2 separate regions of the Homo sapiens genome follow, and region 2 is linked to region 1. The links are chromatin loops, found by intact Hi-C in ENCODE. Cell type or tissue: dorsolateral prefrontal cortex. All regions are shown on one strand. Each heading gives the region's core, and the rest is flanking DNA. Links, peaks and the distances in the headings are about the cores only.

Region 1 (5,370 bases), core at 142-5,141:
AGCTCACCCAAGCCTGCTAGGCTCTCTGAGGCTCCCTGCTGGTGGTGCCCCTCGGCCCACCAAAACTGAGCTGCTCTCCTCGTCCCAAGGGGCCAGCCGCCTGCTGTGGCCTGCAGCTTTGCCCCAAGGAAATGCACTTGTCCTCTGGTGTCAAGCGCAGAGTGGCAGATGGCCCTGAGGTAGGTGGGGCACTGGGTTGGCCATGAAAGAGGAGGGCAGGTGGCATGGGGCAGGGGAAGTGGTGACCGAGGCTAGACTTCACCCTCCTGCTGCCATATTAGGAGGGGCGACTTCACCTTCCACAGCCCCCTCACCTCAGCCTCCTGAGAGGCCAGGCCAGCCATGGGGTCCTCCCGCTCACAGAATCCCTCACCTCAAGATGAGACACTCCATACCCACCCACTCAGATGATGGAGGCTGCAAAATTGAGTTAAACGAAACTGCGCCTCCCTATCTTTCAATGAAGAGTTGACTGGCGCAGGGTTCTGGGGGCTCCAGCAGGCAGACCTCCATGAGGGTACCCCTCCCCGAAGCTGTGAGCCACCTAGTATAGAGGCAGCTTTCGCCTGAGATCCTGAATGGGGAAGGAGTTCACCCCAGATGCCCACTGGAAACCTGCCCAGCCTAGTTGTTTTCTGAGCCTCCTGTAAATGTAACACTGGAGGCCCTCATGTCCTGGCCCAGGCAGCTGCCTTCCCCTGCCTCGCCCTGTCTGTCCTCTCCAGGCTGCAGCTGTCTGCCTCGGCCAGAGCACTGGCTGCCTGGATGGTGGGAGGAGTGTCTGTCAGTCCTAGGGGACACACCTTTCCCTGGCTAGTGGGGACAGCCATGCAGCCCTGTGGGAGCCCAGGGGAGAACCCCTGGCCTCAACCAGACATTATACAGCACATGTGAAAATGGTCAGTGCAGCATAATGCAGGGCCAGGGCTGGCTCTGGAGAATGTGAGTCCCAGGCCTGCTTTAGAATGGGGAGGGCACCGCTGACGGGACCCTGGACCCTGTTGTTGCCCATCGCTGTGTGCAGTCACTACCCCCTGGGGAGGCCCGGGGGAAGCGCAGGGCACTACGGGGTCTGAGAACATCCCCACCCTCCTAGGAAGGAGAATGTAGCTTGCTGGAACCTGCCTGCAGGCCAGATGGGACTGAGGTGTGGAGGAGAGGCCCCCAGGCGGCAGAGGCAGGCCCAGTCCCAGAATCCTGCCTCCTGGGCGGGACCTGTGCTCCTCCTTCCCCACCAAACACTGCATGGGTGGGACTCGCTGGGCAAGGCCCCATGTGGCTGATGAGCTGCCCACCTGGTGAGGGGTGTCTAGACACAAGTGGGCCCAGGGTGGGCATGCAAATCATCACCAGTGTGTCAGCGAGGCTTGGAGGGGTCAAGAGTCCTGCTGGTGCTGATAACGAGAAGTGGCCAGTCCAGGGTGTGAACCCAGGCCTCATGGCTCCTCCCTCTTGCTGTGACCTCTGGAGCCATGTGAGGGATTCTGCAAGGTGCTGCTCACCCTCACCCCCACCTGAGAGATGGACTCAGGCAGAACCATTGGAGAGTGGAAAGTTGACCTGGGGAGAGATGTCGGATCACAACCTCACCCACTGCAGGCCATGCACGCCAGGCATGGCCCAGACTCTGGGAGTGCAGACACAACCTAAAAATAGACAGAAATGAGCCTAATGATTCTGGAAGGAGGGAGAGGTGCCAGGAGGGAGCGATGAAGGCAGCCACCCTGGGAAGGCCAGGTTTGGGCAAAACCATGAAGGGAGGAAGGGGGTTTCCGGTTGTAGAGGAAACAGCTGGGCCCCAAGATGGACTCCTGCCGGCAACCAGGGAATGGCAAGAAAGTCGGGGAACAGAGGCCCGGGGTTTCATGCCACCTTCACGGCTCATCTGTGTCTGTGTGCAGATGGCGCGAGTGGGGGCACTGCTCTGTGGCTGTGGTGTGCGCTGGTCCACACCAGACACATCCTCAGCCCCAACGTGGAGAGAACCAGGGACGGGAGACTGTGTGGGGGAAGCGGCTGAGGTCCAGAGTCGCACTGAGTGTGCAGTGCCCTGGAAGCCGAGAGAGGTAGCCCATGCATTACAATGTGGGCAGGGATCCTGGAGAGGCCACTCTGGTCTGCGTATTTGACCTGCTGCACCTCACTTTCTTCACCCACCTCCCTTGGCTATTGATTCACCACCCCCTCCACCCCCAACCAGCCCTTTCTTTCCCTGAGGTTCCTGTTCCTGTTCTTCTTTCTGCCTGTGACAAGCCGCTCAGCCCTTGTCCCATCTCTGAGCACATGGTCCAGGGAGGACACAGCCAGTCACAGCCGGATCAAGAACCAAGCTCCGCACTGGCTGCCTGGATGCAGGCTGCTGTGTGTTCTGGGTAGGGGTTGGGGGACTCCAGCAGCACCTGCCGCACCTGCCCCCGCCTGGCTTGCCTTGTCCTGGCTCCAGGCCCCCTCAGCATCCTCACTCCACCTGTGGCTTGTGGGGCACAGTGTGGCCAGGACAGTCATTAGCATGGGCTCCCTAAAGTCAGTTCACTCTGGGTCCCCTGGGGGCCTCCTCCTGCACAGTGCTCCCCCTAGGCTGGGGATGGCCTCTGTCTAAACACTATGGTAGCTCTAGGGGGCAGGAGAGAGCAGTCAAGCTGAGAGGGCCTCCCTGATCACAGGCGTGCAGCTTTAGCATTGTTGGCAACCAGGGGAGGAAGGAGGGCATCGGAGAAGCCCAGACCACACTGCACCCCCACTCTAGACTGGTGCTCCTCTGGGGGAGTGGGGTGCCAGTGGGCAGACAGCGCCAGGAGCCAGCCCAGAGAAGCCAAGGGTGACAGGTGCCCAGGAATGGCCACACACCCACCACCTGGTGGTCCTGAGCCAACACTTGTGCCTACTCCCACCCCAGCACCCCCAGCCCTGGCTCCAGGGTTCCCCTGACATGGGAGTCTGGGTTTTGGTTTTAACTCTGGCCCTGACCAGTGTCCTGTGTCCTTGGACAGACACTTCCGGTTTCTGGCCTCAGTCTGTGCTGCTATGAAATGCCAGTGACACTCCTCACCTCCTCAGAGTGGTGGCTGCAGAGGGTACATGGCAGAGCTGTGATGTTCCTGTCCTGCTCCAGGTGCAGGCTCTGGGCAGGGCTGTGAGACAAGGAGTGAGGAGTGTGCCTGCCCCCAGAGCTTGCAGCCTAAGAGGAGGTGGGGGCAGCTGTCCCCAGCCTTTGGATGAGGGTGCAGCCCTGGGGCTGGGTCAGGACAGTGGTCAGCTCTCTCACCTCAGCCTGCCCCACTGTCCAGGATATCCTGGAGCCGTCCAGGCCCAGATGGCAGTGGGTGGGGCAGGAAGGAGCGATGCTGAGTGGGCAGCCTAGGCGGGCAGGGCTGGGCGGCTTGGCCTAGGTGGTGTGAGGGGCCTGGAGGGCGCTGGGGCCTGGGTGGGGCCGTGCAGCATAGTGACTTTGGGAGATTTCCTGGATCCTGCTGTCCTTCCTGCTGGGCATTCCCACTGCAGCCAAGCCCGACACCGGCTGGAGGGGCTGGGCTGGTGGGGCTGGACTCTGCCAGGCAGAGACCAGGTGGTGGCTGGGGCTTCCCGGAGGTGCTGGAAACCCCACACTTCCCGGTTTCCTCTCCAGATGCCTGGGAATGGGGAGCCTCTGCCCAGGAGGAAAGTCCCCAGTGTTCCCAGCCGAGTGTGTCAGGAGTGCGGGGATAGAGGGGCCTCCAGTGGGCCCTGGGGCTACCAGCTACACAAGGAGGTCCCAATGTCAGACCCAATGGAGTCACTGGTGTCATTGCTTGTGTGCCATAAAGGGACTGTCTCCTTTGTTCCCTCCCTTTAGTCAGGGATTATTCTGGGGACCCTAGGAGGAGCCCCTGCTTGGACCCCTGCTTGGAGCTCATCCCACAGAGACCCGTTTTACCTCTGAGCTACAGCAGCGGTTTCCATCCTTGCCTGTGACCACAGAGACTTGCTCAGGGAGCACAGCCTTATGGACTCCCAGCCCCCACCTAGCCCCCACCCAGCCTTCTGCCAGCAGCTGAGGCCCAGAGGCCGGGTGTCACTGCGCTGTGACCTGAGTGTGAAGGTGTCAGTTCCGGGCCCTGCAACAGTAGACCAGGTCCGGGGGCGGGGGTTAGCGGTGCAGCCGTGAGGCCCGAGGTGGAGAGGGCAGGCAGGACCAGCAGGAAGAGCACAGCCCACAGGGCTGGAAGGTCTGGGCCAGGCCCAAGGAGCTTGAAGGATAGGTGCCTGTTAGGAAACCCGTGCCCTCAGCAGGAGGGCCAGTGCCCCACCACACAGATCTAAGGGGGCAACAAGTGGAGGCCGCCAGCACTGGGGGGGTCTACCTACATGGCCCCTTGCAGCCCTCCATGGCCCCACAGCTGTCCTGGTGCCACTGGCACATTGCAGTTCCCAAGAGGACCCTGAAGGCCCCCTCTGTTTGTCTCCCGCCCTCCCTGAAGTGTCCTGGCTCCAGGGTTTCCTGCAGGGGATATTTTCCTGCAGCCCACTTCCTTGCACAGCTGGGGTCACAGAGCACAGCCCTGGTGGGAGGCCATCCACCGAGCACTGGGCCTGGCATGTGAGTCTCCGTCTGCCCTCTGTGGGCCTGAGGGTGGGGAGGATGGTGCCAGACCCCATGGGGAGGCAGGCCTGCCCCAGGCCCAGCTTAGGGGCACTGCCGGGTGAGCCCTAGAGGGGTCCTGCCCCTGTGGTCTGTGCCTGTGGCCAGCCGGCTGGTGCTCAAAGCAGGGTGGGCTGCCCCTGCCTCTTATTGCTGCTGCAAAAAAGTCCCACAGATGGAGCTGCTTCCGCACCACATGCTTCTTATCTCGGCCAGTAGGTCAGAGGCTGGGTCGGGTCTTAGGGGCTGAGGTCAAGGCGCTGGCCGGCCTGCCTCTTCGGAGGCTCCAGGCAGAATCGTGGTCACGCAGGTGTCTGTTGGTAGAATCTCATTCCTTGAGGTCCCCGTCCCCTGTGGGATGTTGGCCCCTGAGGGCCCCTAGAGCCCCCTCTGGGCCTTGTGTGAGGCTCCCTACAGCTCCGAGCCAGCCACAGGTGTTGGGTCCCCTGACGCCACCATCTCCCTGACCCTGTCTTGTCCTCACACTTTCTCTGACTGCAGCGGGGAAAGATTCTTCAACTTTAAGGACTTGTGAATACAATGGGCCCACCCAGGAGAATCTCCCAGCAGCCTTAAGAGCCTCTGCCTAATTACACCTACAGAGTCCCTTTTGCCGAATACGGGAACATTCCCAGGTTCTGGAGATCAGGCTGTGGGCATATTTGGGGGCCATACCCACTCTTGAGAGCCTAATCCCTCACATGAGGTGAGCAAGGCAGCCCTCCCCGGGGATTTGGGAGTTTACAGTCTGG
Region 2 (5,370 bases), core at 174-5,173, 53 kb before region 1:
TCTGTTAACACAACAAATAATTTTAAATAATCTAAGAGCTCATAAGCAAATCTTTATGCTTCTCAAATATTAAAAAGAAATAAAGATGGGAAAATCCTGAAACTACATCCAGCAGAGGAGAATGGACTGTAGTCGTGTCTGTGCTGGTTTGGAAGGGATCATGTCATCCCTAAGGGTAATTTGAGAACAAAATCAAGATTTCAATGAAAGCTGTTCCTCTACTCTGAATGTCTCTTTCCATGTCAACATTGGAGCACTGGGGTTTATGTAAGGAGCATTTCCTAAAGTTAATACCTGAAGGAAATTTATGAGGTCATCTCAATGTCTGAACATGTAGCATCACCATTTACAGTGTGGCAATTTCCACATCAGGTCTATGTGGTGAACATCTGAGAGAAACCTGAAACGCCACAGAGTGAAACATGTAATGTGGCTCTATGTTGGGAATTTAGGCGACTGACACTTTTTTCTACCTTTTAGTTTCTTTGTTTTTTCTAATTTCTACAATCAACAAGTATTACGTAACAGACACTAAAAAGGAAAATGAGAAGGAATTGGCAAAGGCCATCAACAGACAGCTCAGAGCTAGAAATGTGCATTTAGGCCTGGCGAGGGCTCAGCCTGTGATCCCAGCACCTTGGGAGGCTGAGGCGAGAGGATTGCCTGAGCCCAGGAGTTCAAGATCAGCCTGGGCAATATAGTGAGACCCCATCTCTACAAAAATATTGAAAAATTAGCCAAGCATGGTGGTGCATGCCTCTGGTCCCGGCTACTTGGGAGGCTGAGGGACCTCAGCCTTGAGCCCCTCCTGGGCACTTGAGCCCAGGAGGGAGAGGTTACAGCGAGTTGAGATCGCACCACTGGACTCCAGCCTGGGCATCAGAGCGAGACCCATTCTCAAAAAAAAAGGCCAGGGGCGGTGGCAGGTGCCTATAATTCCAGCTACTCAGGAGGCTGAGGCAGGAGAATTGCTTGAACTTGGGAGATGGAGGTTGCAGTGAGCCAAGATCACGCCACTGCACTCCAGCGTGTGTGACAGAGTGAGACTCTGTCTCAAAAAAAAAAAGAAAAGAAAAAACCAAAATACTGAAATTCTCTTTCTTCATTCTCAGAGGAATGGGTGTCTCTTTACATAATACCCAGGCTAAGAGACAGCACTGTGAGCCTGCTCATCGTAAGTATACATGAAACCTTCCCAGTGAGGCAGAGCACATACAGGGGTGAGAGACAAAGGGAGGGGCTTGAGAATTTGTAAAATTCTTTTTGTGGCAGAAAAGAAATAGACAACTGTTAAATTTATGAAACAAATACAAGTAAATAAATGTAAGTGTGGATCTTAAGGACAACCGCCATAAAAATAAACATAGTGCATTGCTGCTGGGCGCAGTGGCTCACACCTGTAATCCCAGCACTTTGGGAGGCTGAGGCAGGCGGATCACTTGAGGTCAAGAGTTCGAGACCAGCCCGGCCAACATGGCAAAACCCTGTCTCTACTGAAAATATAAAAATTAGTGGGGTATGATGGCTCATGCCTGTAATCCCAGCTACTCAGGTGGCTGAGGCACGAGAATCGCTTGAACCCAGGAGGTGGAGGTGGCAGTGAGCCAAGATCGTGCCACTGCACTCCAGCCTGGGTGACAGAGCAAGGCTCTGTCTCAAAAAAACCTACAAAAAAACCCAAAAAACCAGAGTACAGTGCTTTTAAAGTACCACAAAAAAGCCCTCAAAGCATGATCTATCTGGTGGATGCATGAAAGAAAAACAAAGAGACAAAACCTCTTTGCAAACTACATTTATAAGGGAACTTCCTTTTCTTGTTAAAGGTTATCTACCAAGACCTGCAACTGCCACATTTAAGACTTTAGGAGCATTCCGTTTAAAATCAAGCACGGGATCAGATGTGCACATCACTGTGCCATAGTTAGCCGCAGTTTGCAGGTGTTGTAATCATGTATGGAGAACACCTACCAAATGAAACAGCTGTCTCCTGCGTTTTGCTCTGGCATACCATGAGGCTCCCCCTTCATCGGGGACCCCTGCCCCTGTGGGCATGCCCAGGCTGGCTTTAGGAAAGGAGGTGGGACAGACTCAACACCGTGGTTGTTCCCACAGCAGGAAAGTGTTTGTTTCCACCTCCGTACCCTAGGGGATTCCTAGAGGCAGCATGAGAGGCAGAAAGATGAGCTCCAAACATCAGCTTTTCTATAGTTAATATGTGTTTAATACCCTTGGTGTCAGTACCTAAATAGCATACGTGTGTGTATCACACATTCTCCCTCTTTCTATGCATGCGCAAACACACTCCTTGACCAAAACAGGGCAAAACAGAATTGGAAAAGTGTCCACTCAGGACACTGCATGTTGTGGGCCGTTCCCTCTCTCAGGTTTTGCGTCACAGAGATTACTGGGAAACCACGTGCGCTGCTTGGGTCGGGAGGATGGGACCTTTGGATTCCATCCCATCCATGCAGTGAGCACACAGCCATGTGAAAGAAGCCTATTGTCAGTGAGCATATTGCTAAGAAAGAAGTGTTAACAGGCTAATTTATCATCCAAGCACAATTATTTGAGTAAACAAAATGTTAATCCATCAGGCCAATTGTGAGACTGAGATGTACAATTGCCAAAGAATTATTAAATAAGCCACATGTGACACATAAATACGAAAAAAAGATTGGAGTAGAACTTGGGAATGTCATAATTTCTAAATCAAAGATTAGTTCTCAATTGAAAAAATAAGAGGGAATGTAAGAGTTAAGCAGAAAGCAGAGTTTCCATTGTCAACTCTGTCCACCATGGGCATTTTAAACACGCAGATGCCCAGGGCCACACCTGGAGATGTCAGTGCAGGACAAGGGACTGGGCTGGGGAGCAGATGTCTCATGGTCTTTCCATTGAAAATAGTGACACAGAGCTGATATTTCCTTTCCTCTCCAGAATCAGATCTGAAGAGTATGACGATCTCCAGGTGCACAAGGGGAGGTGTGCTGACCAGGGCAGGGGAGGGCAGGTTCAGAATGGGCTGCAGGAAGAGGGGCATTCTGCCCCCCAAATTAAAACACCTCTTTTGCAAGTTCAGGAATGGGTGCAGCTGCCTTCTCTGAGAGGAAGAAATCAGTTGCAATTAAAAAAATATGCCACAGCATGGACACCCCTTTAAAAGGTCATGCTAAGTGAGAGAAGCCAAACGCAAAAGGCCACATATGATCTGATTCCATTTGCCTCAAGTGCTGAGAGAAGGACATCCACAGAGACGGAAAGTGGTGTCGCGATGGGGTCAGGGGCTGATGGAAGTGTCTGAAAACTGGATTGTGGTGAGCGTTGCTCAACTGCATGCATTAGCTAAAAATTATTGATTTACACCTAAAATGGATGAATTTTTTTTTTTTGAGACAGAGTTTCACTCTTGTTGCCCAGGCTGGAGTGCAATGGTGCTATCTCGGCTCACTACAACCTCCGCCTCCTGGGTTCAAGTGATTCTCCTGCCTCAGCCTCCCGAGTAGCTGGGATTACAGGCATGTGTCACCACGCCCGGCTAATTTTGTATTTTTAGTAGAGATGAGGTTTCTCCATGTTGGACAGGCTGGTCTTGAACTCCCAACCTCAGGTGATCCACCCGCCTTGGCTTCCCAAAGTGCTGGGATTACAGGCATGAGCCACTGTGCCCGGCCCAGTTTCTTTTCTTTTCTTTTTGAGATGGAGTTTCACTCTCATTGCCCAGGCTGGAGTGCAATGGCATGATTATTTGCTCACTGCAACCTCCACCTCCCAGGTTCAAGCGATTCTCCTGCCTCAGTCTCCCAAGTGGCTGGGATTACAGGCATGTGCCACCACACCCAGCTAATTTTGTATTTTCAGTAGAGATGGGGTTTCACCATATTGGCCAGGCTGGTCTCGAACTCCTAACCTCAGGTAATCCACCCGCCTCGGCCTCCCAAAGTACTGGGATTACAGGCGTGAGCCACCATGCCTGGCCAAAACTGGCGGAATTTTATGCGGGAGGGAGGTGAAGAAGCCCCCTCCCAGGAGCAGGTCAGGCGCAGGTGAGAAGTCCCAGCATGGCTGGCAGGGCCAGTGGGGAGGCTCCGTGGCCCAGCAGCTGGGTCTGCGGGGGGTTCTGCTGCCCCTTGACAGACCTTTCAGGAGGCTCAGCCTCGTCATCACCATAAGCTAGGGTGATGGCACTGCAGGCTGGCAGGCTACACTAGAGATGCAGCCCTCCTGGTGAGGAATGGGGTGACACCCTGCCCTCAACCAGGAGCAGAGGGCCCTGTCTGGGGGCTCCTAGTGTGGCCCCAGAGTGCCTAGGGGCCACAGAGTCCAGCAGCGTGTGGAGCCCATATGCACACTCAGCTTTCCTAGTGACAGGTGAAGCCAGCTGGACTTTCTGGGTCCAGCAGGTACTTGGATAACTTTTCTGTCTAGCTAGGAGGATTGCAAACGCACCAATGAGCACTCTGTAAAAACGCACCAATCAGCGCTCTGTGTCTAGCTAAAAGATTGTAAATGCACTAATCAGCACTCTGTAAAATGGACCAATCAGCACTCTGTAAAATGGACCATCAGCAGGATGTGGGCGGGGACAAATAAGGGAATACAAGCTGGCCACCCCTCCCAAACCTCTGCCTCAGCCTCCAGAGTAGCTGGGATCACAGGCATGTGCCACCATACCTGGCTAATATTTTTGTTGCTGTTGTAGAAATGGACTCTCCCTTTGTTGCCCAGACTGGTCTCAAACCCCTGGTCTCAAGTGATCCTCCCACCTCAGCCTCCCAAAGTGCTGAGATTACAGGTGTGAGCCACTGCGCTCAGCCATATAACAGTTATTAACCAGAAATTTCACATCCTTTTTTTTCTTACAAAGCATTCAAAATGCAGTGTGTATTTTACCCTCCAGCACATTTCCATTTGGGCCAGCCACGTTTCAAATGTCCATCAGCTGCCTGTGTCTCTTGGTCATGGTAGTGGACAGTTGTGGTGGTTCAGTCAGGCTGGTGGGAAAAATTTTAGTTATAATAGCTACAAACCTTCTTGGAAGGCCTCAGAGTTCGCATAACTTCAGTAATAAATCTGACTGAAGGCAGCCTAGTCCCCTTACCTTTAGTTAAATAAATTAGGGTAGAAACAAAGGAGTGTAGGGAGTTTATCTAACAAACTTGTTTAATCATGTGGTCTTAAGACTAACCTTTGTTATACTGAGGGTGCTTAATTGCTTTCTACTTGGGAGGTCCGCAATGTCAATTACCCTCTAGTGGTGTTGACTCAAGCCTTTGTCAATTAATCTTTACTGAATAAATGCGAGTCTCACTAGCTGTTCTGGCCGCAGTGGCAACTGTTTGCGGCACTTTGCATGTAGTCTGTAAGCTGCCC

What was found. Peaks named below come from ENCODE experiments on the same cell type or tissue, not always from the same donor. Only the 100,000 strongest peaks of a DNase experiment are listed, where the experiment ranks them.
Region 2: a loop joins it to region 1, with 2.3 times the contacts of the local background. A loop is called at or near these places in 1 of 110 quality-filtered maps.

The regions. Positions count from the first base shown.
Region 1 is chr10:43,253,279-43,258,648 of GRCh38, reverse strand. All of the region lies in intron 1 of RASGEF1A (RasGEF domain family member 1A), which reads left to right. Among named protein-coding and RNA genes, the nearest start is that of RASGEF1A, 11 kb to the left of the region's middle. RefSeq lists a silencer at 2,512-2,701. In dorsolateral prefrontal cortex, for the core only: a CTCF peak has its summit at 2,601; a DNase peak (open chromatin) is centred at 2,648.
Region 2 is chr10:43,306,220-43,311,589 of GRCh38, reverse strand. No RefSeq gene overlaps it. Among named protein-coding and RNA genes, the nearest start is that of LINC02633, 14 kb to the left of the region's middle. In dorsolateral prefrontal cortex, for the core only: no CTCF peak of the experiment used is centred there; a DNase peak (open chromatin) is centred at 2,419; H3K27ac peaks cover 1,868 bases.